5 separate regions of the Homo sapiens genome follow, and all the other regions are linked to region 1. A link is a loop called in an ENCODE intact Hi-C map of the cell type or tissue named here. Cell type or tissue: PC-3. All regions are shown on one strand. Links, peaks and the distances in the headings refer to the core of each region. The heading gives the core; the rest is flanking DNA. Region 1 overlaps MIPOL1 (mirror-image polydactyly 1). Region 2 has its middle 10 kb from the start of FOXA1. Region 3 overlaps MIPOL1 (mirror-image polydactyly 1). Region 4 has its middle 28 kb from the start of FOXA1. Region 5 overlaps MIPOL1 (mirror-image polydactyly 1).

What was found. A loop is a pair of places that touch in the nucleus more often than their neighbours do. Peaks named below come from ENCODE experiments on the same cell type or tissue, not always from the same donor. Only the 100,000 strongest peaks of a DNase experiment are listed, where the experiment ranks them.
Region 2: it touches region 1 in a loop (7-fold over the local background); 4 of 110 quality-filtered maps call a loop at or near these places.
Region 3: it touches region 1 in a loop (6-fold over the local background); 3 of 110 quality-filtered maps call a loop at or near these places.
Region 4: it touches region 1 in a loop (7-fold over the local background); 3 of 110 quality-filtered maps call a loop at or near these places.
Region 5: it touches region 1 in a loop (7-fold over the local background); 3 of 110 quality-filtered maps call a loop at or near these places.

The regions. Positions count from the first base shown.
Region 1 is chr14:37,433,862-37,439,899 of GRCh38, reverse strand. All of the region lies in intron 11 of MIPOL1 (mirror-image polydactyly 1), which reads right to left. It also overlaps the pseudogene RNU6-886P. Among named protein-coding and RNA genes, the nearest start is that of FOXA1, 160 kb to the left of the region's middle. In PC-3, for the core only: no CTCF peak of the experiment used is centred there; a DNase peak (open chromatin) is centred at 3,159; H3K4me3 peaks cover 695 bases; H3K27ac peaks cover 2,655 bases.
Region 2 is chr14:37,581,778-37,587,815 of GRCh38, reverse strand. No RefSeq gene overlaps it. Among named protein-coding and RNA genes, the nearest start is that of FOXA1, 10 kb to the left of the region's middle. In PC-3, for the core only: no CTCF peak of the experiment used is centred there; DNase peaks (open chromatin) are centred at 1,785, 2,595, 3,935, 4,885 and 1 weaker place; H3K4me3 peaks cover 4,385 bases; H3K27ac peaks cover 5,000 bases.
Region 3 is chr14:37,248,591-37,254,628 of GRCh38, reverse strand. The region is part of intron 3 of MIPOL1 (mirror-image polydactyly 1); the gene reads right to left. Among named protein-coding and RNA genes, the nearest start is that of MIPOL1, 54 kb to the right of the region's middle. In PC-3, for the core only: a CTCF peak has its summit at 2,666; no DNase peak of the experiment used is centred there; H3K27ac peaks cover 507 bases.
Region 4 is chr14:37,564,215-37,570,156 of GRCh38, reverse strand. No RefSeq gene overlaps it. Among named protein-coding and RNA genes, the nearest start is that of FOXA1, 28 kb to the left of the region's middle. In PC-3, for the core only: CTCF peaks have their summits at 4,179 and 4,394 (motif pointing right); a DNase peak (open chromatin) is centred at 2,946; H3K4me3 peaks cover 3,784 bases; H3K27ac peaks cover 3,208 bases.
Region 5 is chr14:37,547,422-37,553,459 of GRCh38, reverse strand. It overlaps MIPOL1 (mirror-image polydactyly 1), which reads right to left. Exons shown (of 13, transcript NM_001388067.1): 13 at 2,201-6,038. Among named protein-coding and RNA genes, the nearest start is that of FOXA1, 45 kb to the left of the region's middle. In PC-3, for the core only: no CTCF peak of the experiment used is centred there; a DNase peak (open chromatin) is centred at 2,769; H3K4me3 peaks cover 430 bases; H3K27ac peaks cover 2,028 bases.

The DNA.
Region 1 (6,038 bases), core at 432-5,431:
GCAACAGAGGAAGACCCTGTCTCAAAAAAAATAAATTCATTAAATAAAATACATTATTGTTAAATTGTTTTTAAGTATGTTAATGGTATTGTGGTTATGCTAAAATAAGAGTCCTCATCTTTTAGATGATACTTACTGAAATATTTATAAGTAAAGTAACATTGTACATGTGATTTACTTTAAAATAATACCAGAGAGTGGGGGTATGTGCACGAGACTGTGGATGAAATTTGATTGACCAGGGGTTGACGTTTTCAGGGGCAAGTGATGCGTACGTGTAGAGTTCATTCTGTAGGCTGTTGTATATGTCCAAAATTCTCCATAAGCTTTTCAAAAATGTATTTAGGCTTTTAAGATGCTTTAAATTTTATATAAAGTATTGAAGTATTTCTTTTGAGTATAAGTTTAATTTTTAATGCTTCAAAAAATAAGCTCTATATTCCCAAGGCTCTCCAGGAAACACAGAATAAAAACTAAATACATGTTAACAATAAAATTCCAGCAATTTTCTCTCAATTGCATAATATAACACAATATGTTCATTAAACCTCCACTTTTGCTTATTCTGTTCTTCCAGGCTAGAATGCCCTCTTCCTCCTCCTCTCTATCAGAATCTTATTGGTTCATATACTTCAATTCTCAAGTATTCCATAAAATCTTGTGAAATTTATTCAAGCTTAGAAGAATCTCTCCCTTCTGTGACTTGCCATGGAAGTGTCCAATTATTTCATTTAACAGCACATAGTAACGTATGTTCATTTTTAGTATATATTTTTTCTCTCCAGTTAATTATAATCTATTTGAAGGTAGCAATTGCATCTTATCCTCTGTTAACTCTATGTTTCACAAAAGTCTTTAGTACACAGTAGGCTCTTAATAAATTCATATACAACTCAAAATAGCTATTTGGTTAATGGTTACTACTAAATATGATTGTTGTTACGTTAGTGATTGTGCTACAGCACAGATAAAACAACAATATTAATACCACAACATACTAATAAACATAAACTGTTATGATTGTATGGATAAAATTGCTGTTAGGCACAGTATTTAGTTTTTGTAGCCTAACATATGATATAATGCTAGAGCTTAAAGGTTCAAAAAAAATCAAAGGGCGTGTATTTATAAATCCAGACATCAACTGTGGTTGTAATTTGTGCAGTTTGGTTGAACACAGACAAAGACTGTTAAACTCCAAAGCAGGTCAGATTCTTTTACTGTGTTAACCTGCCTTTAACATGGTCTCAGTGATGTGTTTTGTGCAATAAACATGTCAAGCATATCCAAATTAGGGAAATAATGCTGAAGTACCAGTTTTGCTTCAGCTGTATTTCTGAGGGAGGCATGAGTAGAGGAAGGGGTCCAGTAGCAAAGTAAAAGGCCCAGCTATCAGGAGGATTAGATAATATTTATGCCACTGTCGATGGCCTTAATGTAACCTAGGGGATGTTAGTTTTCTCTCTGTTTCAGTTTTCTCCTCTCCAAAAAGGGATGATGCCTTACAAGGATGTTGAAGGGATTAAATAAGATAACATATGTATTGAACTCCAAGATATAAGACAGAAGGAATTACAAACGTAGCTTTAAAAATTATATCTGTATTTTCTAGGGTAACAGTTTTAACACAAAACATTGAAGAAAATGTTATACTTTGAATTTGTACTCTTTGGAAAACATGTTTTTCATAGGTTAGGGGACAAGTGATGAAGATTATTAGATTTGAATTTCTCAATATATTTTTGAACACTAAAATGTTGCTGTGTGAATAAACAACTCCTGAAAACAAACTGTTAATCAAAAAGGGCCAAATCTAAGTTCAAGCATGCCATTTTCACAAAATATTTTTTTAAATGCCTCACAAGAAAAAAATCAACCATCTTAACTACAGCGAAAACTTGTTCCTAAAGAAAAATCAAATGATTGCATATTGTGTTCACAAAATATTGCGTTTAATGCCTAAAAAGCTAAAAAAAAGTTATAAATGTATTAACAGAATCTCAAAAAAGAGCTAATGATAACAATAAAAACTCAACATTGGGATTATAATAATAATGGGTTACCTTCATTACATTCCTAAGTGTACCCAAGTACTGTATAAAGCATTGTACATGCATTATTTGATTTGGTTATTCTAAAACAATGATATGAGGCAGGTATAATTACAATTCTTACTTTGCAGGTCAGGAAATTGAGGCTTTGAGAGGTTAATTACCCGTTGATGGTCACTCAGCTGGAAAGGCAGAACCTGCACCATCTGTCTTACTGTGGTGTTAGCTCTGAATTAAAACACTGTATCATACAAAAGAATGAATGGAAAACAAAAGTTTTACAAGTGAAAAGGTGAAGGAAGACCTAATGAAAGTAGATTTAGAAATATATGACGTTTTCTTCATTATTAATTATAATTTAAGTGAACAGTGCGTCCAACTTTCTAGGACAAAATCTCAATTTTCACCTTTTTTCATGTAATATTTTCAAAAATTTTTATTTTTTATAGTTTAGAACAACTAACCAAGCTTGATAGGACAACTAAACTTTCCATGGGTTAAAATAAATGAAAATCTTTATCAGATTAACATTGAATAAAACTAAACTAAAAAGCCAGTCCCTATCCCTAGGCTTTTGAACTTCTTGATTGCTTTACATAGTAACTGAATATTGTTCAGTTGTGATTCAATCAGAACCAGGAAGTTTTAGAAGATATTTTTGGGGAATAACTGGAACTACATTAATAGAATACTGATTGTCATAAAACCCTTTTAAGCCTAAAGAGAACAAGACATACTGTACAACAACATTTAAAGCTTAACAACTAAACAGAATAGTAAATTAAACCTTAATAAATTCATACATTTCATAAACATCTTAGGTTTGGAATAGTCAGTGGGGCATAATATTTTTATACTGAACTGAACTCATAAAATAATGTTTTTGGAATTATGGGGAAAACATTCAGTCAAGTCAATTTTGACCCTTGCAGACTTGTAAATCATTTAAACTTTAGAGAACTAGTTCATGATTTAAGGAATGAAAACTCTAGCTACCTCACATATAATTGAATCTGGAATATTTACACATTTAAATACCTAACTATAGGTAAACATTCATCATTTTGGGATAGGGCCAGGTGGAAGGGCCTCATGGCAAAATAACAATGTTAAGTCCCGGATATCTGACTGTACTGCCAGTGCCACCCAGTCTTAAAAATACTGACGGATCGTCATCATCATCCTCAGTCAATATTTACTAAGCTTTTTATGACAGCAGTGGCATTAGAAAGTTTATAGAAATCAAAACTAGCTTAAAGATCTCAGTTTATTAGATCTTGTACTGTATGTTTAACATTTATTGTTTTTGCAATTAATGAATCAGAATGTTCCTGAACAAAGGTCTTCAATTATTAGCTATTATTTTCATTTGCCAAATATTTTTAACTAGTTTAGATTCAATAAAAATCTTTAATTCATTTACTAATGCATGTGTCATGGAAAGAAAAAGAAAACATCTATAATTAAAATATACTAAATAAACCTAATTAAACTGAGTGAAATTTATTGAAATATGAAGGAATTCTCTCCTCTCCTTATCATTTCTGACTATAGCTGGTGTTCACAGGATTGAATTATTTTAAAAAGGCACCCTCTTCATCTCTAACCAGTCACAGAATCCTGCTTCTGTATCAAGTGGAAGAAGAATGTCAGGTTAATAGTTCTTTTAAAGTTGGTAGTATTTTTTTTAACATCTTATTTTACTTTTAAAAACTGCTTGAATTAGTGCCATGTAAAATACCTTCAAAAACAGTTAAAAATATTTGGCAAACATAAAATGCAAGTGAAGATATCATTTATATGTATATTTTCCATAACACAGGTGAATAAAGTCTACTCTGGAATTTAATTCCCTTATAAATCCTGCCTTTTGTAAAGCACAACACTAATAAAATCTATTTTAAAAAAATTAACCACATTGTCATAAATATACATATACCAAAACATAGATCAGTTTTTCATTATCATTTCTAAGCATTAAGCTTAATTTGTGCAGGTTACCATGCATGAGTCTTTTCAAAACTTACAAAACTCATTGCTATAATATACAAAAGTAATACATGTACATAAAAAATTTTTAAATTCAAACACTTTATTAGGGTATGAAATGAAAGTTAAAATGTCCCCTTCTCTCACTCACCATGGATATAAGAAATCTGACTGCTAGACTCAGTCTCACTTCCCAGGCAACCTGCTGTTAAGTTTCTAATGTATCACAATGTTTAAGCATACACGTATATTTAATACATACTCATTCATTCAAAACACTTATTGAGCATCAGAGACATGCCAAGCACTGATTCAGGTATAAGATTCAGCGGTTAAAAAAAAAAATCCTAAAGGACAATCCACTAATACAGTATAGTGTCATGTAAGCATGTCTATTATGAAAAAAAATAATAATAAAGGAGGGTAACAAATAGAGTGATGTAGTAAGAGGGTACACTATTTTAGATAGTGTGATCTTGTGACATTGAAGCAGGAAGTTGAACAAAGTAAAGGAACAGACTCATGTGACATTCCGGGGGTAGAACACTCCAGGCAGAGAAAACACATGGCAGGGCCCTGGGATGGGAGCACACCTAGAATATTTGAGTTATTAAGGAACCTAGTGTGGCTGGAGTGAACCAAGAGTAGAAACATGTTAAGAAATAAGGTTAGAGAGGTAGCCAGGGGCCAGAGTATATGTATACGTGTACAAACATCCATTTTATAAGTAATATCACAACATACATCTGGGGTCATAAAATTAAATACCTACAGGGTTGAGGAAGATGACTTTAAATTCACAAAGTAGGTGGAATAGAAAGTGTGGTGAAATGGCAAGTGCATGCCCCTTTTAGAGAGGGTAATTTTTACCTGGCCCTAGTCAATTGTTGAAATGCACGTGTGATGGTTAATTTTATGTGTCAACTTGGCTAGGCTACGGTAATGAGATATTTGATCAAACAGCAATCTAGATGTTGCTGTGAAGGTATTTTGTTTTTTTTTTTTTTTTGCTGTGATTAACATGTTTAATCAGTAGACTTTGAGCACAACAGACGGCCTCTATAATTATGAGTAGACCTTATCCAATCAGTGGAAGACAGAGATCCCCTAAGGAAGAAGAAATTCTGCATCTTGAGACTCAAGGCCACAACATCTGCTAAGTACGGTGGCTCACACCTGTAATCCCAACACTGGGAAGTCGAGGCGACAGGATTGCTTGAGCTCAGGAGTTCAAGACTAGCCTGGGCAACATAGTGAGACCTTGCCTCTATTTTTTTTTTAAATTAGTGCTCACCTTGGGTACATATACTAAAATTAGAACCATACAGAGAAGATTAGCATGGCTCCTATGCAAGGATGACAGACAAATTCGTGAAGCATTCCATATTTTTGGGAGAAAATTTTTGCAATCTATCCATCTAACAAAGGGCTAATATCCAGAACCTACAAGGAACTTAAACAAATTTACAAGAAAAAAAACAACCTCATCAAAAAATGAGCGAAGGATATGAACAGACACTTCTCAAAAGAAGACACTTATGTGGCCAACAAACATATGAAAAAAAGCTCATCACCATTGGTCATTAGAGAAATGCAAATCAAAACCACAGTCAGATACCATCTCACGCCAGTTAGAATGGTGATCATTAAAAAGCCAGGAAACAACAGAGGCTGGAGAGGATGTGGAGACATAGGAATGCTTTTACACTGTTGGTGGGAGTGTAAATTAGTTCAACCATTTTGGAAAACAGTGTGGTGATTCCTCTAGGATCTAGAACCAGAAATACCATTTGATCCAGCGATCCCATTACTGGGTATATACCCAAAGGATTATAAATCATTTTATGATAAAGACACATGCACACGTATGTTTATTGCGGCACTATTCACAATAGGAAACACTTGGAACCAACCCAAATGCCCATCAATGATAGACGGGATAAAGAAAATGTAGCACATATACACCATGGACTACTATGCAGCCATAAAGAAGAGTGA
Region 2 (6,038 bases), core at 436-5,435, 150 kb before region 1:
GAGCAAACATTTTTACAAAAAAGAAAAAAACAAATGTTTTGGGAGTGAGCATAGGACAGGGGAGGGGAGCTGCAATTGTTACTCTCACCTTGCATTTAGGAAGGGCAGGTATGAAACATTTTTAAGGTGACAAAAACAGAACCAAAGATAGGGAAGAAGAAAAGCTCACCAGTTCTATTCAGCAAAAACTAAACAACTCACAGGTGTTCGGAAGTAGAAGGCAGTTCCGTCCATTTTCTACATGATGGCTAATACAGTGTTTACATCAAAGGCAAAATTTAATTTCCATTGTCCCTTTGTGATCCCCCTCATACAGGATAAACTGATGAGAATTATTAGGGAAGGAGGGATTAAAACAAACAAGATCCTAGTAAAGCTCCCAACCTCTGTTTTCATTTTCTGAAGGCTAGATACCTAATTGATTTCACTGAAAGCATAAAAACATTATATTTCTTAGAAGTCTAACAGATTTGAACGAGCCATAACAGAAAAGAAGTCCTGAAGTGATAAAAATGTAAGCCCTTGTTTTGGCATTTTAAAAAATTGGTCTCAATTCCACAAACATGCTTAAGTTTCTTTGCAAAAAACTGCCGAGATCAATACAAATTCCTTCCAATGCTGGCCAAAGTAGAAGACCTGTCACCCAAATTAATTAACCTTTCCTCAAGATCAATTGGTTTTCTGTTGATTTAGCAGTAATATTGTAGAACATTTAGCTATAATGTATTTTAATGTGATCCCTCAATGTCAACAGGAAAAAATTCGTTGAAAAATAAAATAGCTTAAATAAGTTAGTAGACATTTTATACCTTTGTAGGAAATATTTTGCCTTCAAAAATTAAATACCAATTGTTTATTTGAATTGTAATAAAGTGTGTTTTGCAACTAAATGGAGTTAAGAGCATGCCTAATTACTCCAAGATAGTTATATGCAAAAAGATGATTGTTTTAAAGATATCTAGAACTAAATAGGTAATCAAATTATGCTGAAATTTAAAAACAAAATTTTCTCAAACTGAAAGAATCGTTAGAATCAATAGATTCTCATGAGAGTAAGAATGTAAGAAAATGAAATGAAAAAAACATGAATATTTCACAATCTTCCTGTTTATAAATAGAATTGATTTGGAAAGGTAAAGCGTTTCTTAAAGTAGCCACTTACACAAGTTTTATTTTCATGCACGATGTTAGTGTATCCAAATAACATTTAACAACAGATTACCTTAAATCTTGTGTTTTTTCTTCCAAATAGCTAAGTTTGGGGGCATAATAATTCCATTGGTTTTTCTTTTAGCCCCAGCCCAGCATGGTTCTTTGAACTTTGGCCAGCTAGGACTGCAGCCCTCACCTTTTTGTTCTCCACCATCATTTTACCAAGCAATCTGGGGCTGGAAAATACCCATGCCATTCAATTTTAACTTGTAAAATGCATGAATTTTCCTGTTATAAACATTTTAAAACACCTGACAAGGGGGAAATCCTCACTTGCCACCTTTCTTTTTCTATTTAACTTCCTTATTTCTCCAATTATGTTAGCTGTGACTACAGTGTAAGAGCAAAGCACATGGTGAGAGTGAGCACTCCTCCCCCTTGCAGTCCCGGGAAATAAGGAGCCCTCCTTTTTCTGGGTGCCACTCCGTGATCTTTTGGGGTTCTCTATGTTCCAGTCAACCTAAAGGACAGAGGCAAGATATTCTCCCTCAAAATCCAGGAAGGAAAGGGCTTAAGTAGAATCGTGCTCGAATACATCAGAATCCAGGTGGAATGCGGGTCAAGTCACTGGCGAAATCAAGAACCAGGCCAGTGACACCAACGGCAGGCCTGACTCAGAATTTAAGTGTGAGGTTGCCTTGGTTTAACTTTTTACGTCTCTCAACTCCCCTTCAAGATTACACATCAGGGGCTTTTTCTTTTCTCTTTATTTAATTTCTGAAACCAAGGAAAAAAACAACCTGGAAATTCCCCCCAAAGCATTGCTATTGCCTGCAAATTGGGAACAATGAATTAAATTGGAAACCTCCTTAGCCAATCCCCCCGCCCCCCCCCCCAACACACACACACTTTTAAAAAGGAGTACATTTGTTATTCTTTTGCTTGCCTGCTCATATCCCGGGTCAGTTTTCTGGTTTCTCTCTCTTACGCCAAAGATTGTTTTAAAACACAAACAATTTAATGAAAAGACTTTAAGGAGCTCTGCGGCGGTTTGTATCCTTTGTATATTTAATTTTAAGGGCCCATTATGCACCAGGGAGGAAGTAGGCGCCCTCCTAGTCCCGTGCTCCTGGAAAGCGGAATTTCTTTGCATGATTCAGGTGACTAGGATATTATTGGAACGTTCCCCTAGCTCTGGGTCCCACTTGGGGGCTTTGTGCTTCACTACCGCAGTCCAGCTATACACCCGTAACCCAACAGCGGCTCAACCCTGGGCGCCAACTACCGCTGCGTCCTCCGCCGCTTTTCGCAGGTGGAGGCCGATTCATGAGCTCAAGCCGCAATGAGCCGTATTGTAGCGCAGGGCCTCGTCCAGGTTTCCTCGCCTCTCCCAGGAGTCACACCGCCTTCTGCTGACACGCGCTTCCTTTGTGTCATGCCTGGCTAATATATTAATGGGGCGGATAACCCGGATCCTTAGCGGAGGGGAGGAGGGGGTTGGAGATGGGGAGGGCAGGGAAGGGAACCGAACAGCTCTGGTTGCTGACCCTTGGGCCAAAGAGCCCTGGGGCGGACCAGGAGTGGGGGAGCGAATCGAGGTGGGGAAAGTTCACATTGGGGGCACTGAAAGTAAACTTAAATGCCTGAAACAAGTTTTAGAAAAGGTGACCTGATGCTAATGCTCGGTCCTGGGCACAAACTGCGCAGCCAGACGCCGCGGACGCCGGAGAAACTGCCCCTCTGGCGGAGCGGGCCGCGCTCCTGCAGCGAAGTGTCCGCCCCCACTACCCCACCCCGGGCCGAGAGCTCCGCCGCGCTGCGCTATGTGCGGAGTCACGGGTGAAAAGTCCTAACTACGTGTCGCACGAAGGCCTCTTGACGAGTGCACACCTTCACGGACTCAGACTCATTAATCTCTAGCTGAGCCAGTTACCTTAGATGCTGGGTTCCAGTGCTTAAAAATAAAGACCAGCCCGCTCCTTGCCCTCAAGGAGAAGCCAGCTTTTCCCACCCTCACCCCCAAAGAATTGTGCGGCCTCCCAGTCGGACTCATCAGCCACACAGGTGGATCTCCTGCGCTACGCCAGGTGGGCGGGAGGAACGGCAGATCCCTGGCCGGAGGCCTGAAGCCCAAAGGTCCCCGCCGCCGGGTGCCGGCCTCATTCCAGCCCCGGCCTCCCGGGCGGAACCCCCTCCCCACCGGGCCCTGGGCCCCACCCGCCAGACGGTGCCCGGGTGCCCCGAGACATATGCTGCCCGCAGGCCGCGCGGCCCGACGGAGTGCTCACTGCCGAGGCGGTTCTCAGCCCATCAAAAGCCCAGGCTTTCTTCAGCCGTATGGGCCGCGAGGTGAACAACAATGCCCGGGCCCCTTCACTTCAAAAGCAGCGATCAGGGGAAAGGCTCCCCCAGAGAATTTTTTTTTCCCCTCAGCCTTTCATTCCTGGTTTGAAAAAAAAAAAAAAAAAGGCATCAGCAACTCCAGGCCCCGGGCGAGCCTAATGCCCTTTGATGGGGATTGAATTCATTATCTCCAATAACACAATTGTGCTTGGCCAACGAAAAGAGCAAAGCAGGGCTCTATCCCGCCGGAGGGGCCCGGCCGGGCGGGGCTGGCAGGCGAGCAGTGCTCCTGGGGACCCGCACACAGGCGCAGTCCTGGCCCGCCCGGCCCGCTGCGACGCCCCCTGGGCTCGGGGGGGCGCGGGCACGCCCGAGGCTGCAGGACCAGTGGCGCCGCCCGCCAGGACCGGGCGAGGAGGGGCGGGACGGCTCTCTTGTCTGATTTATTTTTCGTTTCTCCCTTCGCAACCATCCCCCGAGGGCTGCCCCCGCAGAATGGGTATTTACTCTCCTCCCTCCCGGCCTCCAGCTGGGAAGCCATCCCTGGTGCCCGGGGCGCGCTGGGCAGAAGGGCCGCCCTGCGCCCCTGGCTGAGCACGCAGGGCTCTCAGCATCCCGGCCGCGCCGCCCAACCCCGGCGCGGAGCTGGCTGTACCCGCAACCTGGCAAGGAAAAACTGGGCCCCCTCTCGCTTCCACGCCAGCCATTGCGGAAAAGCGCCCCAGGAACCTGGGCGGGGACCGCGGGACACCAGGTCCCGCCCCCGGGTGCAGGGATCTGGACGCGGGGCTTGATGCCTGGTCCCCTCGGCTTCCGGGCCTGTGGACACTGCCTGGGACCGCCACCTGACACGAATGTCGCCTCCTCCCGGGTTTCACCGCCATCCCTGCCCTTTCAGCCACCTCCAGCCCCCGCCTTCTCTGCCCTCTTGATTGTACGGAGGTGGAGGTGAAAACCCACTAAGACACTGCGGGTCTTGACCTCGTGTGTGTGTGTGTGTGTGTGTGTGTGTGTGTGTGTGTGAGAGAGAGAGAGAGAGACAGAGAGAGAGAGAGAGAGAGAGAGGAGAGGGGGGAGAGGGAGAGAGAGAGAAGAGGGAAAGAGAGAGATTATATTTTGAATTTCTCAGACTCATGATCAAAGAAGACTTCATAGCCTGTTGTCTTATTAAATTGCAGTTCAAGGCATTACTGAGATGCTTCCTACACAACCTTACTCCCCCTCTTCACCCCCATTACTGGGGAAAGTTCGGACTGAAGTTTTATTTCAGTCAGATAAATAATAATAATAATAACAATTTAAAGTACTTTAAACAAACAGAAGACTTATTGAAATGCTCTGCGGTAGTAACTGTGGATTGGTCGTTCCTCACTAATGAGTCATGACTATCCCAACCTCCAAGCAATGGACTCTTCACCTTTCTCTTCAGAGAATTAGAGCCAGCACACACATGCTGTAGGAGGTATATAGACAGGTAGATAGCTATATATATATATTCACACAAATTGATATAGCGACTTAGAGGAGCATCCACAAGAACTTCCTATCTATACAACTGTCCTGAAAGCAAGGAAGCAAGAAATTGAGTAATATGCTGATTTGAGGTCAACCGAGAGAAGTGTTTCAGATTTGACTTTCAGAGAGGCATTATTTTCATCAGGAGATACAGGGATTAATTATTTAATTCTCTTCAGCATAGAGTAACCTTTACAAATTTAACCCATTGACTCTGACTACAACCTTCAATGTTTAGGCCTCAGCACTGGGGGTTCCTCTCCAGTACGTAAGATTAAAAGACTTCAGTTCTTGGCTCCAGGCTTTCTTTCTTCCCCTTTGTCTTATAGAGCAGCATCCTGAATGTAATTTATATTAAAATATATATTGACTTTTGTGAAGTCTTTTTAGTTTTCATTTACCTCAGAAAGGATGTAAAACATTTACCTTGCAGATATTTTGAGTGTCTAATAAAGAAGTGTATGGGAAATTCTATTCTTTAGATGAGTTTTAAACTCTGGATTCTACAGGTTGTCAAAAAATGAATGAATTCTCTTTTGGACCCTTAGCCTATTTTTTATTAACTTATTAAAAATAGGTTTGAATCTTGGTGGCTGGTTCATTTACATTGTGGTGACTTACTTCAGTCACCTTTTATAAAATCTCTTTTGCAACATCAAGTGGAGGTTTAATCTTTGTCTTGAATTGTGCCACACATATCCCACACCTGGTGGACTGCTGCGCTTCCTTTGCATATTCATTGTCACATGCTTAGAAATACTGGGAAGAGAAAGATGTTTATACAGGGTAAAGATGAATTAGATTTTACATATTAACAATTTGAATAAGAGTTTAACATAATATGTATAATCAGAATAAGTTATATGTAGGTATAGCTATTTAAGAATTAATTTTTATGATATTTTGAGGACTTCAGAGGACTCAGGACCCAGGGTAAGAACTATTCCCTGCATAACAATATGTTCAAAACAACCACCACAAAAGCTTTAGTTCTGACATATAGTCTACCTGACCACAGAAGATAGAGG
Region 3 (6,038 bases), core at 530-5,529, 190 kb after region 1:
ATTTATGGATTAGTTCACTGGTTGTAACAAATGTACAACTGTGGTAGAGAATAGGCAGAGACAGAGGTTGGGTGTTTGTGGGGGTAGGGATGTATGGGAACACTCTGTACTTTCAACTCAATTTTACTGTAAATCTAAAACTGTTCTGAAAGATAAACTCTATTTTTTAAACTGCCAAAACATAATTTAAAAAATAATTTGTGGCATAAACTCACCAACATGAACTATTCATATTAGAAATTATGAATCTTAAAAGGGTTCACAACAAATGTCATAACCAGTTAGAAAACTAAGTTGCCCTTGTAAACATTTTTTGTTTTTTCATTCCATTTTTCTACTCAGTCCAAGAGTATTAACAGAATCATTCACATCAAGCTTAAAAAATAAAGAATTCCAGAATCGTATTTAATAAACTTATTTATATTAAAGGAAATTTTTTAAAATAAAAGACTATAACCTCAATCATTCTTCTAAGAGTAGCCTCAGCATCTCCTCAGGAAATGAATCAATCCTTGCTGGCCAGCTGCCAGTATTCCTAAAACCACTCTCTCAAATATTCTAGATGGTCATGTGTGAGAAGCTACTAGCACTCTATTAAGCTAGGTCCTATGGAGATAAGTAGTAAATTTAATCAGATCTCAGACATGTTCTTCTTTTAACCCCCAATGGCACATGGAAAATTTTTTAAATGCAATCTTAAATCCATACTTGCCAAAAGGAAAAGACACATAAAAATACTCTGTGATGCCACTAATCTGGAGATTTTTATTGCAACTGGAATTTCAATACAGACGAAAATAGATTTTATCCTAAATTAATATTATTAATTATATACTATAGTCTATCAAATATACTAACTATAAGCATACCATTTTGAAAATTAAAGTTCCAGTGATATTCTGAACATTGTATTGGAAGAAAATAGACTTCCTAAAATACTATTACAATCATTTCAAATACTGTTATTAAGGATTCATAATACTTTTGAAACTCAGTAGAATGTACCTTCCATAGCTAGAAGGAATAAGAAAGACAATCACCACGATTTACTTAAAAGTCCTCTAAATTTGTCAACCACCTTTGTTTTAATTTTTTTTATTTTATGTATTTATTTATTTATTTTAGCATCTGTAACCTACCACCATCACACTGGTGGAAAGAATTACTCTGGTATGTGAAATACAGATTAAATAAATTCATTTCCTGTTTCAGACATTGTAGTAGGGACTTTACATATAGCATTCCTCATCTTCGCAATGGTCCTAAATAGATTATCTCTCTATTTCATATAAAAGAAAACTCAAGCTTACAAAGATTTATGAAACTTGTACCCAAATCCAAGTAGGTAGTAAGTGAAAGATTTAAAAATTAAAACTTATGTTTAGCTCCAAACCTGTGTTCTTTCCACCATAACATTTTACTGACATTATTAAAAGTATTGGTTTTCCAACACAGTCTTCTTTCTACTTTAAAATATAGGCAATAAGCTAAAACCACTAACTATATTTCTTCTTCATGAAAAATATACCATTACTTACTAGAAAGCCAATTATTAAAATTTAAGTCCTGTAATTTAATACAGAATGATTAGTTATCTAGACATTTTCAAAACCTTTAATTTCAAGGAGTATATAATCATAATGTCTAGGAAATAGCTTTTTTTCTACCAGCTTATCTTGCTGGTAGCAATGAATGTCCATTCTAAGCAATTTGTCATTTCCTTCTTCTCCGCCTTAAACATAAAATAGTTTATAAAAGTGATATGAGATTCTACAATCATATTTTAGTCATAATGATCAACAACATTTAAAAGCATCAATTATGTTTTCCTACAGTGGTTCTTCAGTGTCTACACTTACAAATTGTCTGCAAATCATGGAATAGTTTTAGTTATAATTCAATTACAGAATTGCAGACAGACAAAAGGTAAAACAGAATATGTACTTTGTGAACAGAGAGAAAGATAAATGAATCAATAATACAAGAGGTTGATGGTGGCACACAGGTTCAAAATGCCAAGGACAAATAAACATTATTCTGACTCAACAAGAAACTACCAAACCACTTGCAAGTTACCTTTCATTAAGTTTCATTTATTTAAAAAAAATTTGTGTTACTGTGTTTTATAGAAAAACCGTAAGAATCATGGATACAAATGATACTTGCCAGTCCAATTCTAAAATAAGGAAGAAGACAACTGTTTTTTACTTAAATTCAGTAGGATAAAAAATTGTTAAATATTTACTAGCCTCCAATAAACTGAAAAATGTAAGAATTCTATTTACACAGCCATTCTATAAGTGCTTTTTCACCTTATTTCAAATAAGTACAATGATTCCTGATTTAGAATCATGATCATGTTTTAAGCTTAAAGATAAATTAAAAATATGTAATCTATATCTAAATTTAGATAATACATAAATAAAAATAACTACTTGTGTGTAAAATATATATTACATATGATGATCCCCCCAAATAATAAACCTAAAAACAATATTGAACAAACTCATTAAATTGAAAGGTTTTGGTCAAAAGCTTCTTCAAGGTATAATTCTCATCATTTCTTACCTTAAATTGGTAAAAAATATATATATATTTACAATATAGCAGATTTAATATTTAATTTTGGTAGGCACAGTAACCTTTTGTAACCTTTCTTAGGGAACACTGACCCCTAAAGGTTCTAAATTTAAATAAGTTTCACAATTTTCTAAATTTAACTGGTATCCAGATCTCATTTTTACCTACAAAATTGCAAGTATGTATACTTAGGGCAGACATATTTACCTGTAAATATGTAAACTATTTGCAAAGAATTGTTGTATGCTATAAAACTACTTAACCATGTATCTGCTAATAAAAATAAACATTAATTTAAGAAATGATCAGGAATTTATAACAGTATTCCAAATAATTATTCATATAAGATTTACGATCTCTATGTCTTTTTTCTTACATAGTTATGTATATAAGTAAGTACAAAAAAGGGCTAAACAACAATAATTTAACAACTCATTATTTCAGAGGGTATAAACTCCTTTGATTATGACATTTCATTTTTTCCTTTTTTTTTTTCAAAAGAGAACCCTTAAATAGAAGTTTTCACAAAAACGCAAAACATCACTTACCCCTTAAAAGGCCTGAAGATGGTAACACATTTTTTGCTGGCAATATATGTTTATTCACACACACATTGTTTTTATCAACTTACAAACTACATTCATTCAGGACTGTTTTTTTAACTCCTTAAAGAAACTTGGGGGCTAGATACAGTTGTTTTCGCCTGTCATCCCAGGGCTTTGGGAGTCTGAGGCAGGAGAATTGCTCGAGGCTAGGAGTTTGGGAACAGCCTGGACAACATAGTGAGACCCCCCAACCCCTACAAACCATTTTTAAAAAAATTAGCCAGATACAGTGACTCATGCCTGTAGTCCAAGCTACTCAGGAGGCTGAGGAAGGAGGACTGCTTGAGCCCAGTAATTCATGGTTACAGTGGGCCATGATCATACCACTGCACTCCAGCAAGGATGACAGAGTGAGACTCTGTCTTTAAAAAATATACATATAAAAAAAAACTTGGGTTTATTTTGTAGATGTCATCACCCAGCCCATCTACCAACCTCAGCTTTCCATTTTCCAAAATGTCTACAATGACAAAAACAAAGAAAAACATAAATGGTTCTATATGTTACATTATCAATCTTATCAACTCTTTGACTTAAAATATTTCAGAAGCGTTTCTACAGTAAAGCTAGGAAAAAAATGGTCACTTCAGCACTCTTTAAAATGAAATTTGTAAGATGAAATAAAGGCATATCTGTGTAATACAAGTTTTAATTAACTTAATTTCTTTTAAAATTAGTAAAATTATACTAAATAAAATAACTATTCAAAGGAACCGACTAGGAACATTTATGTAAGATAGCGCTTTGAAGCAATTTGTGATTTAAGATAAATCCCATGAACCCTGCCATCAGGGAGATGACGATGTGAGATTTTACTGTTTAAACATATCTGTTATCCCAAGACTTGAAAGTTAAAATATTTATGTTTAATTTTATTTCCTAATATTATTTAATTTATTGAGACAGTCTCCCTCTGTTGCCCAGACTGGAGTGTGATGGCATGATCTCTGCTCACTACAACCTCCGCCACTGGAGTTCAAGTGATTCTCCTGCCTCAGACTACCGAGTAGCTGGGATTACAGGTGTGCCCAAAACACCCAGCTAATTTGTGTATTTTTAGTAGAGACAGGATTTCACCATGTTGGTCAGGCTGGCCTCGAACTCCTGACCTCAAGTGACCCACCTGCCTTCGCCTCTCAAAGTGCTGGGATTACAGGCATAAGCCACCGCATCTGACCTTTTTCCTAATAATGTTTAATAATGGATCCTTATAAAAGGGAATGTCTTATTCCTCTTTCCAATGTCAAAAAGATGCCTGTAAAAATGTAGATTTTCCTAATGCTGTATCAGTCATGTCTGCTGTAAACTGTCTATGCATCTATATAGTTTACTGTGCCTACTGTAAACTGTCTATGCATCTGTATCTTCAACCATAAAACTTTCCTTTTCATAAGTATCCCAGAGCTTCATCAGCTCCTTCCTTGACATCCTTCCTGATTACTGGACATTTATCAGTAGTACTTCCTCTACAGTCTCTATCTCTTTAGATATATTAAAAATAACTCCTTTGACTCCTTAAAGATCGTTTGGTCTCTAATTTTAATATAACTCTTACAGCAATATGATGTGTGAATGAGAAACACAACAGATGCATCATTATTTGCTTCCTTTTTGTTTTTTTTTAACATCAATTGAGTAAAATGCTTTTGAGCTCTTTAAAAGAAGAGTATCTGCTTACTTACTTGAATAAATGAATAAACACAGCTATAACAAATTAGTTCCTAACTTCATACCAATACATTCTTATCCACAACTTGAATATATAGAGCACACCAAAATTAAGTGTCACATAATATACGCACTATTAACTTTGCACAAAAAACCTTGAACTATCTTACCCAGATATTATATATGATTGTTTTATATAGAATTACATCAGCTATCTGGATTCTAAACTCATAATAAGCAGCCCAGAGTGACAAATAAAAAGAGAAATTACTAATGGTGGGTGCAAAAACAGCAAGAAAATTTGTTAACAGTATAAAAATCAAAAACAAAATCCAGAAATCAGAAAAAGGCACTCAGATCTTTCTATAACTCAAAAGAATGTATAATTGTTAACTTATTCAGTACAATGATTATAGAACGGTCCTCAAAAATGGACTTTAACCTTCAAAAAAGGATAAAAATGTGGCAGGACTATGCTGAACAGGAGCCCTGTTGGGGGAAGGGGAACCAAAAAAGGAAGAGATGCACACAGTGTTTTAATAAGAATCCTATTTTTTAAATTATAATACAAGAGGAAATTTTAAAAGATGTACATAAAGGTTTAAGTTTTCAAATATATGTAATATCACATTCAGAAAGAATCATTTCCCAAGGATTCCAAATTTTCAACATTTTACTGTAATAGATCTTAAATATCTCTTGCCCCCTCCCTTATGTCTGCTGCTCTTATCTATCTGACTGTCCGTCCATCCATCTACCCATCCATCCATCCATCCATCCATCCATCCATCCATCCATCCTTCCATTTGTTTTTCAGGCCATATCTCAGTCTGTCTCTGTCTTCAGACAGTCTTTCCAATTCTATCTGTCTCTGACTGTTCTCTGCCTCTCAGGCTGTGTTCCTCCACACGTGCATACCTGTGAGTCTCTTCTTCTCTGTCTCATATATGTGTCTTAATTTATTTTTCAATGTATGTATCTTCTGATCTATGTCTTTCTCCTCTGTCTGCATATATACATGTCTGTCTCTCATTCTCTCTACTCTCTCTCCTTACTTTAGGTGTGTCTGTTTCTCTGGTGGATTTTTCTTTTTCACTCTGGCATTTCTCTCTCTGTGTGAGGAGAGAGAGAGATATATATATAGATATAGATATAGATATCTGTATCTTGTCTCTTTCGCTATAT
Region 4 (5,942 bases), core at 943-5,942, 130 kb before region 1:
GAGACTATGTCTTATTCAACTTTGTATCCCCAGCACCAGGTATGGTATTGCCTAAATAACTAAGAAATACGAACAATAAACCCCCCTCTATTGTCTCATTCAATCCTCTCTGCAGGATACACTTTTAGACAAAATACTGAAGACTCTTTTTTTTTTTTTTTTTTGAGACGGAGTTTCTCTTTGTCACCAGGCTGGAGTGCAGTGGCGCAATCAAGACTCACTGCAACCTTCGCCTCCTAGGTCCAAGCGATTCTCTTGCTTCAGCTTCCTAAGTAGCTTGGACTACAGGCACCCACCACCACATCCAGCTAATTTCTGTATTTTTAGTAGAGACAGGGTTTCACCATTTTGGCCAGGGTGATTCAAACTCCTGACCTCAGGTAATCCACCCGCCTTAGCCTCCCAAAGTGCTGCGATTACAAGCCTGAGCAACTACACCTGGCCAAGACAAAATACTGAAGATTTCTAAATATAATCAAAACACAAATTGTCCCAAGGACTTCCAAATAGAACTAGAATGGAAACATTTCCTCTGAGAGCATTACTTTTACCTTTCATTGTACTGTACATTATTTGTAAATTATTATATGATTAATATATATTGATAAAGCTCAGATGTTTTACAATCAGTCTCCTTATCTCCCTACCCCTCACCCATTGCCACAGTTTATTATCCATACTTCTCATGACTCTATCATGTTGTGATTTCATTGGGTAAGGACTATTTTGATTTAGCTAAACATTTTAAAGTGTCTCTTATAAGATTCAAAGATAAATAAGAATTGATAAAAATAAACAACTCTCATGAACAAACATTATTTATCTCTAATTTTATCTAACATGGTTTTCTCTAGTAATACAGCTAATGGTTAAGTAATATTCCTCATGATCAATAAAGAAATTCAGTGTTTTATTATTCTAATGTTTTGTCAAATATTTGCATCTTTGAAATTTAACATGGGAAGACCATTCTTGTCTATATTTTTTATAAACACACACACTATTAATCTCTTTTTCATCCAATTTTGCAAATGTTTTGGAATTTACCACCCTGGATACATATGACAGTTTAGAGTTAGTTTGGTTCTTTCTCTTCCTTTTGCTCCTTTATTGCTAAATTGTTTCTTCTCATCACCTGTAAAGCTCACACTTTTTATTATTTTCTTTAATTCTGGTTAACATTTGCCTATTCAACCTTATACTTACCTATCTTCACTTCTCCCATTATCTTGTTCATCTCTTATTTTGACCATTTTACTCCAGTGAAAGGTCTTCCTATGACCTTCCTATCATATGGTACAACTATCTATGAATAACTATACAGGCATCTACATATGCCATGAAGATAATCATCCAGATCATCCTTGGAAAAAATTGGGGACAGCATTTAGTAAGGCATCAAGACGAACAGGGCTGTCATCTTTTAAGAAAGTTTTATTTTTTTAAATCAAATTAGTATCTAATGCAGCACAAAGTCCAAGAGAACCAAAAACTTAGAGTCTAAGAGGTGAAGTATTCAAGTTGTCAGTCCATTATTACCCCATGTGAGTTTATAATTTCCATGAAGAAACTTGATATATATTATGAACTTAAATAACAATGATAGTATATAATCATGTGCTAACAAGTAGTAGGGACTAAGCTTCAATGATCATTATATGAGGGTTGCTTGGGGTGGAACTAATATAAATAGATGGAACTGAGGTGGGAAAACAATGATATCTTGATTTGATATTAACTTGTGATAAATGTCCCAGTCCCTTAAATGCATTATTTATATATATTCCATATTTTAAAAATATGTCTATCAAACTAATTGCAATATTACCATTTAAATAAAATATACTGTGAGATAATGAACTATGTGAGCAAAGGAATCTGTAAATGCTTTGTTCTAAAATTATTACTTTTGTTTTTGCTACAAAATTTTCAATTTAATAATGCTGAGGATAGTTATTTTGAGAGGGGTTACATACAAGTATATTTTAAAATTATGTTCAGTTTTTAAGAATAAATTATACTTAAACATATTTGAATTTAGTTTCTGATTTTTCTTTAATGTAACAAAAGTCAAGAAAGGAAAATCATTTGGATGATTACATGTTTGTTGGTAGACACTATTAAAACATATTAAGCATTTATATGAAGCAGTGTTTTTAAAATGTCAAATAAAAGTATTTTCTTTTTGAAATGCTTTCTTTGATGCTTATTAAACAACCAGGCTGTTATGCTGGGGCAGCAGTAATGGAGGTTCTGCTTTTGCTTTTGAAAAGGAGCGTTGGAGCATCTCTGGATTTTAGATACATAGGAAACCCTTACAAAGACTTTGCAAACAGACTGAAGGAAAACAGATCGAAAATTGGTCTTTCAACTAGTACCTCATTATTGTTCCTAGTGGAAATTTTTCTTACTTTTAATTCTTTTTTACTTCTAATAAGGTGTAAACTATGCATATATAACAATGTTTGCTAGCCAGAGAATCTTAGAGAAGATATGCAGGAAATAAAATTTTTAGGAAATAAAATATTCTTTACAATGTATCTTAAAACAACAAAATGAACAATGAAGATGTATAAACTGGCTGTGCATTTACTTAACTTAAAGGATATCAGAATTAATATATTACAAAAAAAATTCATTCTTAAAAGCAAAGTATAATTGTTTGCCACAATTATTTTAATATATTTCTTTCCCAGGATAAATTTTAAACTCAGGAAAGCAAGGACTGGAATTGGAAGGGTTAAAAAAACACGAAGCAACAGTAACTCCATTTAGATAAGGGGATAGAAGGGTGGAGCAAGGGAACAATACACTAAAGTACTTTTCTTTCACAGATCTTGGTTCAAATTAAGGTTAAATTCCAAAGGAGGATGTGTTTTCCCCATATGGAGTCTTAAAGGACATGCCTTTGTTTCCAGCTTCCCAGAGAAGATATATGTTAACACAAACAAAGCATTTCATAATAAATTTAACTTTTATAGAGTGACTAATGCCCTGTGGAGATAAGGCGGACTCTCAGTCACCTGTGTTTAATCCAGGCTGAAGAAATTATGCCAAGGGCACACTGACAAAACTTTATTTCTTCGGAGAAGATGGCAGTAACTTGGTAGGGAGCAGAAAGGGTCTTGGTTTTAAAAGTCTTGTTAGAATGACTCTCATTCTCACTGTGAACCCAGTTTAGCATTTATGTACTTTGGAAGGACAAAGAGGTGAGGTAAGCCTGCCAAAATTTGAATCTGTGTTTCTGGGAACCTGTTAGTAGGTCAACTGTTACAAATGTAAGAGGAACTGCAAAGGAGCGGTAAATACTAGAAATTTGGGAGTTGGCCTGCAAATAGCTTTATTAAAGCTTGCATACTGTTTCTTCTTCTAGATCTCAGGTCAGGTGACATGATATTTAAAATGTCACAGAGTATCACTATTTCTCGATCCAAACAGGCTTGGGTGCAGGTAGGGTGGGAGGTAGAACACCATGTAAAGAGACAACTGTTTTCTGCTAAAAATATTTGACAGTTAACAGACAGAAACGGAGATCTTTAAAATTTTACTTGGGATCTTGCTAACAATAATAATTTATTAATCTATCTCTTCCTCCTAAGAAAGACAAATGGTTTATTTATGAAAATAGTACTTTTCTTTCCCCTTTCCCTTGCTTTTATCTCTATGTTGTTATTAACTAGAGGCCTAATTATGAAGTCCTTATTCTTGAAAAATGTCACTGAATTTGTGGTTAGGTAAAGTCACTCATTGAATATACACATCCCCTTTCCATGTGCAAATTCTATTGACTTCAATTGAAGAGTAAAAGTTAGTGCTGTGACATGTGAGGAAGGAATTCCTTTTGAGAAAAGGAAACAATCTATTTGCATCAATCATATCAAACACACTTGACTATACATTATAAAATATTTGATTTATTTTTTATATTTATATATTCATCCTTGATGAAAGGCTTAGGCAATCTATATAAAATTTAAATAAAATAGAATACCAGTCTCCCTTTCTTCTCCACTCACTAAAAAATGGAGACACTGACAAAGAATAAACTTGATTTAGTTGCTATATGAGAATTTTTGTAACACTTTAGTTTATCAATCTGCAGGTCACTAATATTGATTCTAGACAAAATTAAGCATCGTCACTTATTTTATACTTCTCATTTCTTTATAGTGCTCAAGTTCCTTCTTGTGCTCTGAATAAGAAAAAATACCTTTCATCTTTTCATGTTAGCCAGTGGCTAAAAGAAGATAACTTTTCCGACTCTAGCCTACTAGACAAGGGTAATGAGGTTTCTCTTCTCAGGCTATGTAATGCCAAATCCAAATATCAGAAATTAATTAACTGTCCCAAATTTCAGAAATTAACTTCTCAGAGAGGAACACCACAAGGGGGCAGGTGAATCCAGGCTAGGTCCTAGGTAAGAGGGTCTCAGTATTGGGAATCCTGGTCAAAAGATAGGGAAAGGTTAGGTGAGAATTAGAAACAACTCTAAAGATAGTATTTCTTCATGAACATAAGCATTGGATCTGGATCACCCAAGTGCAATTTTATTTAGAACATCTAGAAGACATTAATTACAATACAGCAAGAAAATAAGTGAAAGATATCAAACCAATGTAAATAGTAACAGGTTGAAAGTGCTTACTATGTTTAAGAAGGCCAATGGGATAATTTTACCAAGAAAAAAAAGACTGTATGTGAGAAGAAATCCAAAATTTACTACAGAGCAATCGGGGTATGGTTTGAAGATAAATTACAACCAGATAGGCAAAGTAGCAAGTAATTAAAAGACGACATGAGAAGATATCTTTGCTTCAAGGTGATCTTAATAATGAACAATTTTGTAACAGAAGCATAAAGTTTGAATAGAGCTATGCTAGTTTTTTTTTTCTGAACACAAAAATTAAGAAATTAATCTGAGGCACTTTAGGAAAGAGAAAATCTGCTATTTAAAAAGATTAAAGAGTCTGTTTTGATTTTCATTAGAAATTAAACTTAGCCTACGAATAGGAGGCAAAAATTGATGTTTAAAAATTAGTTCTCCTAAACAAATATTTTAAAGTTGATACCAGATATCCCCTGTGAGAATGTCAATGACAGTATCTTCTATGGCCAACATATACACATACCTTCTGTGCAAAACAGCCAGGATGAATTCTGTTTGGCAAAGCTGGAAATTATCACCAGTTTCTCTTTTATACCTCACTAACAAAATACATTTAATTATTTGATGTGAATAGACAGTATATTATCTTTTATAGATTAATAAAATTAAGCACACAGAATAGTGTAGGTTAATGAAGTACACAAGTTTTGGCTGTTACTGGTAATTTCTATTTCATTTCCAATAGCAATTAGAATCTTTAAAATGAGCTCTTAAGTAGCTTCTTTTATTTATGATAAAATTAACTTCTTTTTTAGGCCTATACAATAATTTTTTATAATGACAATGTACAAGTCATTTCTTTTATTATAATTCTATTGATTGATGAGGTTATCTCAAAATACACTTCAGGGCAAGCCAGGTTTTAGAATGTGGGACTCCAAATTGATCAAACTTTCTGTTGTACCATGATATATTTTGGTTTATTGGTATCATAGGACTTAACACTAAACTAGTAAGCCTATTTTTAACGCAAAACTCTGGACTGAAATGTGAATGCCTATTCCTATTGTACTTTAACGAAGGCTATTTCTCTCCAAATTCACTCATTCTTCTCATTGTATGTATACACATATATAAACACATACATAATATAGACACATACACATAAACTTATGTGTACATACATACATGTTGCAGTCCATTGGTGATATTTTAGAGCACTCTTTCTCCTCTTTTCACTCTGTGAATTCTCTTCTCTTCCTTTACTCCAAGTACTTGCAAAGTCCTCATATGCTTTGTCACCTTAAGGACATGGAAGCAGCTTCTGCAATGCTTG
Region 5 (6,038 bases), core at 492-5,491, 110 kb before region 1:
AACCAAGGAAGTGAAACCACTGTATATGTTTTATGTTCCTGAAGATAATGTAAAGCATGAACAAGTTAAGGAGAGCCATAAAAAATTTTAAAAACTCAATTCTAACTTATAGAGATGAAAAATACAATGTCTGTGAAGAAAGAGGGCCTGGATGGGTTAACAACACATTAGACACTGCAAAAGAAAAGATTAGTAAACTTGAAGACAAAGCAATAGAAACTATCCAAAATGAAACAGAGAAAAAAACTGAAAAGAAATATAATAAAAATATAGTTAGAACGAATAAGATCTAATATTTGATAGCACAACAAGCTGACTACAGTCAATAATTTATTGTACACTTAAAAATAACTGAAAGAGTATAATTAATTGTAACAAAAAGGATAAATGCTTGAGGTGATGGATATCCCATTTACCCTGATGTGATTATTATGCACTGTATGCCTATATCAAAATATCTCATGTGCCCCATAAATATATACACCTACTATGTACACACAAAATTAAAAATTAAAAAAAAGAACGAAGCATGAACAAGTTGTAGGATAACTTTAAGTAGCCTAATATCCAGAGAATAGTAGATCCAGAGAAAGAAGAAAAGAGATAGGGAAAAATATTGGAAGAAATAATGGCTGAAATTTTCGATAAAGACTGCAAATTCATGGATCCAAGAAGTTCAGCAAACCACAGGCACAGAAACATGCAGAAATCGACACTACATATCAAAATCAAATTGGTTAAAGCAAGTGACAAAGGGAAAATCTTTAAAGCAGCTAGAGGACACATAATGTACAGAAAATAAAAATAAGAATGACAGCAGGAACAAAGCAAACCAGAAATATTAGAGCAACATCTTTAAAATACTGAAAAAAATCCACAAAACCATGTTAACCTCAAATTCTATATGCAGCAATTTTTTTTTCACAGAATGGAGGCAGAAAAAGAGTCACATTTTCAGACATACAACAGTTGAACCAACAGTTCTTCACTGGTATAGATGATAAATACTTTGGGCAGAAGGAAAATGGTAACAGGTGGATACACGGATGTATGTAAAGAAAATAAGGGCATCAGAAATCGTAAATACACGAGTAAATATCACAGTAAATATCACATACGTTCATTCTTATTTTAAAAATTTTCTTAAACATAATTGACTTTTTAAAGTTAAAAAAATTACAATTATGTGCATATGTAGAAGTAAAATGTGTGACAAATCACAAAGGTCATACGTGATGAAACAATAATTTAACAAAGTAATGTGATAGTTTAGATAACACCAGTTTATAGAATTTTTGCCCCAAAGACACCTACTGCCCACTTCCACTCCATTCCTCTTTTAGTCATGTACTCTAAGCTGTAAATTCTAAGTTCACTCCAGGTGATAGAGTGCTACACAGTCTGTTTACATTTACCTTATCATGATTGAATAATCAAATGCAACAGAAAGAGTGTTTTTAGATTTCAGCTATTGAAGCAAAATTCCACGTACATATTCCAAAATGAGTAGAGGTGCTTTATGGTAGATTTGAGTCAGTCTATTATTATTATTATTATTATTATTATTATTATTATTATTATTTGAGACAGTCTCACTCTGTCACCCAGGCTGGAGTGCAATGGCGTGATCTCGGCTCACTGCAAGCTCTGCCTTCCGGGTTCACGCCATTCTCCTGCCTCAGCCTCCCAAGTAGCTGGGACTACAGGCGCCCGCCACCACGCCCGGCTAACTTCTTTTTTGTACTTTTTTTAGTAGAGACGGGGTTTCACCGTGTTAGCCAGGATGGTCTCAATCTCCTGACCTTGTGATCCGCCCGCCTCGGCCTCCCAAAATGCTGGGATTACAGGCGTGAGCCATCGCACCTGGCCTATTTTTTTAATTAAAATAATTTGATCTCACTTCTTATGTTCTTTCTAACCATATTCACTAAAAATGATATTTCTCTTCAATATTTTATTACTATAATTTTATTTTATATCTAAATAGTTTTGAAAGATTCCTAAGGTACCTAACAAATTTGTTCATATTGACATTTATCTTTATTAAATTTGTTAAGGAAGTCAGACAGTTTGACAGTGAACTTAATCTGTTTCCTTACTGCAATATATTTTATAGTGCATATCTAGTACACTGTCTTCAGGATTGTACATTTATAAATTTGATTAAGATCGATGTATAAGAATTGCATTGAAATATGTATAGGATTTGCAATAGGGGATTTTATTTGAGTACAAAGTAAATATATATTTTAAACATTTGAGTTTGTGCATTAAAATACATCTTTGTTAATAATCAGATAGTCCAGAAATTGGTGGCTTCTAAAATACCAGCATACACCAAAACTATATTTAGAAGACAATTAGATTAAAAATTATGCATATTAAGACTTCTGCAAAGGAATATCATTGTATACATTTTAATGATTCTCAAAAATACACATTTATCATTGTCAAATACTATTTATGAAGTCCTACATTAAATAATTCAACTTTTAGAAGTTTAACTTAACTTACACTAAAATATATAATAAAAAAGAAAAGTTTTCTTTTTCTAATTTCAGTATATATGCTGCCGAAGCAAGCACAAGAAAAACTCTTCAAAAAAGATTTTTCTAGTAAAAGGATTACAAAAAATTTGGTAACTTGAGATGCTCTTCTGGAACGTATGCTGCTGGTTTAAATGTGCAAGCTCCAACTTAACAAATGTTTAAAATATTTGAGTTTTTAAAACAGTGCCAAAACAAACCACATCTTTTCTAGAGATGACATATTTAGCTAAGCACGAGCAAAATAAATCTTTCAACCATTCCATGTATTTGTTTAAAAGCCTAAGAAACCACGTGCATTTCCAATAAAACATGAACAAAACACTGAAATCACTGGAGCCTAACAGTTCACTTATAAATCATTTTTTTAAAAGGTAAATGTATCGGTGTGTGTGCATGTATATATATATATATATATGTAAAATATGAATAGATAGGTTAGCTGTAAATACTAGTTACCAACAACACAATAAAATCAGTAAAAAATTTGGGTTCCAAACACATCATATGTGAAAAGACAAAAATATATAAGCCATGGCTATTTCATCATAGAATGCCTTATTAATCACAAGTATTTGAAAATAGAAAGTTTAAAAATAATTGTGATCTTTAAGAATAGTACATATAAAATGTTTTTCTACGAAACTATATTCAATATTAAAAGTATAAATCTTTAATATTCTAGATTTTTAATAAAATAAACAAATTATATAAATAAGCAACCTGATAAGAAGATGACTGAATTTATTTGAATAAGGAAATATACAAAGGATCAACTTTATCATTGAAAAAAATTAGCAAAATATTTTACTCCATATTTAAAATACATTAATAATTTCTAACTTATTTATAAAATTTTAAATTCTCATATATTAATAATTAATAACTTTGCTTTAACTGCTTATACCTTGCTTATAACCAATAACTTTGCTTATTACTGGTTTTAGCTCTAAATTGCTCTAGGAGATAGAGCAAGCCTTGAAGTTTAGACTACCATGTTAAAAAACTAAGCTGATAGGTTTTAGCATCAGGCCAAATTAAAAACAGTACAAAGAGACTCATGTTATGTTTTATTAGCAATGAATTGTCACAATATTCCTAATTAGTGAAGGCTGAGGCAAAGCATACTGCCACTATAATACCATAGAGAGGTGGTAATAATGTGATGCTGTTTACACATGCAGTTCACATTATTGTACTTCATTGAAAAAAATGTGTACAATCTTTTGATTATTAGGGAATTTGTATGTAGTATGTGAAAGAGATGGTACTATCACAACAGAAATTGCAAGAGTAAAATCTTTACTTTGAAATTTTTTTCTTACAGAGAGATTTAGAGACTCATAGTTGCATGGAGTGTGGTTATAAGATCTTAGTTCTAGGTCCTAGCCAGTCCTTGGCAAATTCCAAGGCTTACTGAGTCTGTTTCCTCATCTGTAGAATGAATATAATAATAATTATAATGACAGTAATACTAAAATTATCATCACCATCGTTATTATATGGGTTATATATATAATTTATTATTATTATGATTGTCGATAGGATCAAATGAAAAAACAGATGTAAAAGGACTTTGTAAATCATCAAGTGCTACAAATGTTAGTATTAGCATTTTGCCTTTCCTGTAAATTACTTATTTTTACAAGAAGAAGTGAATTCTCATGTTACTATAGGATTTAGAGTTGATGATGTGTAAAGCAAACTCAAAGCAACATTTCTCAGCAGTGTGGAATACTTCTAAAGTTGCATTATTGTTGAATACATAGAGAACCTATCTTCAGTAGGCAAGGCTATTCCTTCATACAGAAAAAATATATAAAGACCATCTGACACACTGTTGATGGACACTTTTAAGTGTAAGAAATTAATTAAGATAATATTTGGCTGTAATACTTTGCATTTGAAATTTTGTAGACAATTCATTTTCAAGAGGATGTGATATTTTTGGGAGATTACCTATACTGAACAATAGTGGATGTTAGAATTATTTTGCAAATTTAACTTTATAATATCATATTCTATAAAAGTTCTGCATATTAATTATAGGAATTGGTTTTTCTAATTTGATCATTTAAGCGTAGAAAGATTTGTTTGGAAATTGTGAAATGTCTTTATACTATATTTTGTGTATTCTAAAAGACAAAATAACTCAAGAAAAGTTCATCTGCTTTCAACATTAAACCGAAAATTCAAATTTACTTGTGATTTATTTTAAGTGAGATCAGGAATGGACTACTTTGTGACAAAAATTGTTTCTCTTTACTTACCTGCACCTCCCAGATGACTTTAAAGATAATGTTTCTTCACATAGGGAGCTGTTACACGTTTCAAATAGAGCCCAGAGACAAGACTCCATGCATGACCAAATCATTACATATTTCTCTATTATAGAGTCATTGGTCTATGAGAGGATATAATTCTCTTTAGGACTATAGAGCAAATTAAATCAGTTTATTTTTAACCCCTGTTGTCCCTTATTTTCTAATTCTCATAGTTAAAAAAGTTACTTTAATGGATACAGATTTAATAAGGAAGAAATAGAGTTTGTTAGCATTATGATTCTTTTGTGATCTATGACAAAGTAGCTTACATTTTCCTGTGGAGTAAAAAAAAATTGAAATGGATAATCTGCTATGGTATATGAAAGAATGGTACAATAAATTGTCCTGAATGTACTTATCCTGTAAATAGGCAATGGTAGATAATTTAGCTCAATCTTAAAGATGAATTAAAAACGTATAGACTTAGAAAAAATTTTACTTCCCTACAAAATTTTTGCTAATTAAATCTCTACTTGTCTATTTCATCCTGTTCCAGGCACAGTCATTTCCTCTTGGTCTTTCGTCTGTCTAATCTAAAAATATGAAAGTATTTTGCCTATAACTAATTACATAAAAATCTCAGTTCTATTCATAACTTCATATGACTGCTATGCTGTAACTATCTTATTTCTGGAATAAAATAAAAAGCAGGTAACCTTAACCAAATGGCAAGTTTACTTTTTTCTAAATTCTTATATTTCTACATTACAATTGTATTGAATATTATATATTAGATCCTCCTCCTCCACAATAAAAATCAAATGGCAATTAAAAAAAGATAAACAATAAGAATACTTAATAGGTTTGATGGTCTCTTTTAAGACAGAGGCATGCTAATTTTCAAGCAAAAATGACAGAGACTTATAGCTTAAGTAGAATTCAGATAATTATTCAGACCCAATATTAAAAAATACTGACAATGTGAATTTATAAGTACACATTAACAGTCTCCTCTTTTTATTGAAAACAGTTTGCATTATTTGTAGTGAAACAAAAATCATGCCTTGATGAATGTAATTTTAATATATCCATCTCTTATTAAACAAATTATACATTTAATTCTTGGCACCTATATTTAATATCTTTTATACTAACAAAGATTACATACACGCATTGAAGGAAGACTACACACTCATGTCTAAGCCTCTCTCATCAGTTAAGAAATATA